Linked DNA regions of Homo sapiens: region 1 is linked to region 2. A link is a loop called in an ENCODE intact Hi-C map of the cell type or tissue named here. Cell type or tissue: gastrocnemius medialis. All regions are shown on one strand.

Region 1 (2,500 bases), 130 kb after region 2:
CATGCCAAAACAAAACAAAAAGTTACTTAGTTCTTCACTACATGTTGCATGTTCTCAAAGAGCTCAATGTTTTATCCTAGAGTTACATATACACAGACAATTGCAATAGAATATGGTAAGTGCAGTTGGAGTAGTTACTGTAAAGAAGGAAAAGATTTCATTGTTTCTTTTTTTTTTCTATTAACTAGGCTGTAAAAGGCAGGGTGTTTGGAACAGGAAGCAATGTGGGAAAAGAGTTCACAAGTCATATCTTAAAAATGAACAAAAAAGCTTGGCAGAAAAATAAGAGTGGAGGATCATGCAGGTGGAAGGAATGAAATATGCCAAGTCATTGAGGCACAAAACATCCTGGTAGAACATGCTTCCTCCCCTGAGTTCCCCAATTGGAGCATCTCCTTGGAGATACATCAAGTTTCAGAATGGACTAGACCCTACACATCTCTAATCCTAATGCAGCCCAGTCCCAAGATGCTCCAAGTCATAGCAAATAAGAATAAACTGTGCACTTATGAAATCAGGCTGACCTATTGGCTTAGCTATTTTTCTTTAATTTTGTGGTTATAGCTGCATCCACAGAAAAGGTTAGGATTTCAATTGGGTAAAGGAGAGATAATAACTCTATATGGGAGAAAACAGGGAGGGTATATTAGACGGTATTAGCAATTATTAAACTTAGGACTTTAAATAGCGAGGCTAAATGATCATATATATTTACATAGGTGTATAAGTAATATTAATACATGTGGAGTACTTCATATGACTTTGTTATATCAAAAATGCCTTTTAGTATACATATATTATGCACATGTGCATAATATATATTTATAATATCTTCACATATTATGTATCATATATTATGTATATGTGATATTTACGTATATATTACCTTATATTAGGAAGGCATTTTTCACATAATGAATAGATGCAAAAGTGAACATTTCATACTGAATTCTGTGTTCCAAGGGTTCTAGTTATAACACAGTTTCAGTGTGTCTGAACATACACATTTAAAAAAATTAAACCGTTAGCTTCTCTCTGACTGGAAATGAATAGAAACCTAGAACACGTAATTAGAAGCCCTTCTTGTTCATTTTTTGTTGCATGTAGCTTTTCTTTAATAATATGAGTCTTACTGGGATCAAGTCTTAAACTCAGTAAATAAAAAGCACAGATCACAGCTTACTGCACTTGGCACCCTGGAAAAGCTGCTAAATTATTAAAGAGGCTCAGGCTGTCATTGCCACCTTGTTATTTTTATTTTCTTAAAGATGCAGGGAGCCTGCAGTTTAAAGCACAAAATTGCTCTCACCACTGCCATGAATTTTGAAGCGCCTCCTGCACTGCACTGATGTCACATTGTAGAACGAATGGTTCAATGTTGTAACCCTGAGTCGCCTGCTACCATAGCAACCTGTTGGTTCAGAATGAATTGAATTATGAGATTATCACTAAAGAGGTAGGGTGGGGCTTCTGTTTTATTTACTTTTTCATCAGTTCACTGTGCAATGCCTACGAATGGGAAGAACAGAAAGCAATGATTTTTTTGTTTCTTTCAAAATATATGTTGTATTTTAAAACTATCAGGATTATTAAATATCCATGTTAAATGTATAGGGGTTAGTTTATCACCGTATCAGCTAAGGGCAGTAGAGAACAAATAAAAAAAAATCTTCATTATCTCATTGCAAATTCATTTCTTTTTAAAAATAATGGAATTTGGGCAGTAGGTAGATAGGAAAATCATATCAAAATGAAACTTGATCTCATCTGTTTCCCCTGTCCATATGGGATAATTTTAGCATAAATTGGGATTTTTAAACTTAAAATAAACCTGAAGTGTTGGTTCATACCACCCACGGGCTTCTAAACATTCCAATTCCCGTGAAATGGCCCCAGTTAAATTGTATCCCATGACAGATGGAATCAGAACTTGTTGCTTCATTACAAACCACTTTCCCAAAATAGCTGCAGCATGAGAAATAATCCTGTTTGTAAATGGAACAAAAGTGCTTTCACAATGTGGTCTATTTATGGGGAAACCATTATATGCATGCCTTATAGCTCTCTCCCTATTTAATGCCTAATATTAAGATTTACATAGTGCAAATGATTAGCAGTAGTTGTTGGCTAATTGATTGGACAAATTTACCTTATATTTGACAACACTTTGTTCCAGGGACTGTAAAGCCACTTCACACACATTGTCAATAAATCCTTACAACAGCCCTGAAAGGTAAATATAATTCTCACCTTAGACCCAGCTAGATCCCATGCCTGTCAGGTAAATAGGAAAACCAGGATTTTACTCTTGCACTTTTTTATTATCCCCAAAATATATTCTTTAAAAGCTCCAATGCATCAGATCAGAGAAGTTTTTGGAATGAAAATCTGAATGCTTTTTGAGCTGGGATGCAGGAATTGACATGCCAATCAACATGAGAAAATTTAAATTGTTATGTAGTGGGCCGAACTCACCCAGTAAGACATGTGTGAGGACTTC
Region 2 (2,500 bases):
CAAGCCCTGATGGTTTACCTTTCTGATATATATGGTATGATATATAGAAATTTCAAATTATATGCCTCTCAGTCTTTTCCTTACTCTGACAGGAAAAAAAAGGAAAACCACATTTCAATTCTCATCAAAAGGACTTTATCTTTTTCCCATAATTCTGACAGAATATGATTCCTTATATGTCTGTCTTAGTTTGATGGAATCGACTTTAAGTCTTCAAGTCATAATAATATGAAAGACAGGTGTTTTTTATTTGTTTGTCTTATTTTGACAGGATCAAACTGTAACTTCAAGAATATTATTTTGAGAAAGAAACATCGTGGTAGCCAGAATGTTTTTGCTGTTAGAATTTTTAAAAAATGAAGATCATTTATTGAATGCTTCATGTATGCACAATCATGCTGCAAAGTAATATATACTCCTCATTGAAATTTAATTTTCACAAAAATATTGGTGCCTTAAAATTTTTACTCTTTCCTTTCAATGATAGCCTAAAAACTTTTATTTTAATAACTACATTAATGAATAAATTAAAAAATTTAACCCAAGAAGCTGTAAAGAAGAATAGATTCTTGAGTAATTGTGAATTCATAGTCTTCATTCTAGTTATTTTATATATGTGAAAACTGAGTGATAAAACCTGCATTCAAGGCTTTAAATTTAGAACTAAAAAGGAAAGCTGCTGCCCAGAGGAAGGACTTACTATAGATAATTACTTTATAAGGTAGCCTCTATTCGATGTTCCAATTTCATATTTTTTAAAGCCAAATATAAAGTATGTATCACATCTAAGCCTCTTTGCAATTCTGTATAAAAATACTTTTTTAATTAAAATGCGGAGAGATGGTATACAAAGCAGACTGATCACATTTGTTTTTCTCTACTCCATTCCAGAACCTCCTTCTATAACAGCAAAACTATATAATGTATACAATTTTACGCCTTTATACAAAGTCAAGAGAACAGGGTAAAATCCTGCTTGCTGCACATAACGGAAGAAAAGTTAATACCAACGAATCCCTCCTCCAACTACCACAAAGACAAGAAGGATATGCCAATTCACCATAAACTACAATGATGGTGGAGAATAGGTCAGTTTCTCAGCATTGCAGCTTCAGCCCACAAGATTCCTGTATTTCCCCATATGGGACACTCAATGAGAGAGTGAGTGAATGAGAGAGAGGCACTAGATGACAAAACATTTACCCCTGGATTTTTGAGTCACCTTTTTACTTCAAATCCCAGATGACTCTAGCCAAATAAAAGGATAAATATTCTGTGTTGACCTATTTCCCTCAACCAGAGCCTGGGAAAGAATCTAAAATGGTAATTTGGAGGATGCCTCTTGCTGACAACCGAATGATCCTTTAAATTCAATCAGGTCTTTTAGTTATTAAACAATAACATTTGTTTATTATTATTGTTAAATTCACCACCAGAGGGAGCTCATCTTTTCCTGTCATCTAGAGACCAATAGACTACAAAGTAACGACTGTTCTCCTAATTTCAGTATTAAAATATATAATTTTTGCCTGGGATAAATGTTGGAATGTGTGTTTACATTGAGCTATTCTAGTTGTCTCAGAAAGCAGCAGAGAAACTTCAATCAACCACAAATTTGTTCTCCAATTTATTACCTCCTCACAACTTTCCCCAATGAAAAGAGAAAAATAAATCTACCTAGAGAATTACATTTTCCTCATGTACGCCTCTGGAATTTACCACACTTTTCTAATGAAGCATCACTTCAGAATTTTCTAGGCTCTCTGAGTCAAAGCACAGCAGAAGGATCTTTGGAGAAAAACGATTGGCTGCTTGATGTTTGCTAAGTCATTTGAAAGTCTAAGATATCTCAAATGGAAATCTCCATCTGTGGTGACATAAAATACATCTATATTTAATGTTAATAGTCACTAATATTAAGTGTAAATAAGCAGAGAGAAAGATCGTAGGACCCTTATTCACCAAATGGATGTAATCCATAACTAATTTTAAAAAATGAAGTCAATCTTTTGGTAGGGAAGTGAATGATCTCTGAAGGTAAACTAAAATCAAGTCCTAGAAGATGATATTTTAGTTTTCTTTTAGCATCTGCTTGTCAAAAGCAAGAATTTGATTTATTTAAGTCCTTTTTACTGCTAGTAGCAAATATATGCTTTTTAGGAAGCAGGACCATTTTTATATTTTTGAAACTCAGTGAGTCTGCTATACCTGTAAATATTTGAATACTATAAATGACTAGTGCTGAGGAGAAGGATATAGTGTTTCATTAAGTATTTGCTCCATTTTTAAAGAGCCCGTGACCATGGCAACCAGGTGCTGCCAACTGACCCCAATGGCAGCCACACTTGCTGCTTTATCTCAATTGCTACTGGGAGCACACAAGCTTTATAGATTTATTGAATCACATTAGATTATAGGCAATTTTTAAGTGGTTCAAAAGGAGAGGAATAGCTTGTTTTTAATCTAAAGAAGTAGAATTGTTATGCATGCATTATTTCCT

The links. A loop is a pair of places that touch in the nucleus more often than their neighbours do. Peaks named below come from ENCODE experiments on the same cell type or tissue, not always from the same donor. Only the 100,000 strongest peaks of a DNase experiment are listed, where the experiment ranks them.
Region 1: a loop joins it to region 2, with 2.3 times the contacts of the local background. A loop is called at or near these places in 3 of 110 quality-filtered maps.

What each region holds. Positions count from the first base shown.
Region 1 is chr2:223,584,508-223,587,007 of GRCh38, forward strand. No RefSeq gene overlaps it. Among named protein-coding and RNA genes, the nearest start is that of SCG2, 17 kb to the right of the region's middle. In gastrocnemius medialis, no CTCF peak of the experiment used is centred here; a DNase peak (open chromatin) is centred at 1,342.
Region 2 is chr2:223,458,102-223,460,601 of GRCh38, forward strand. No RefSeq gene overlaps it. Among named protein-coding and RNA genes, the nearest start is that of SCG2, 140 kb to the right of the region's middle. In gastrocnemius medialis, a CTCF peak has its summit at 1,417 (motif pointing right); no DNase peak of the experiment used is centred here.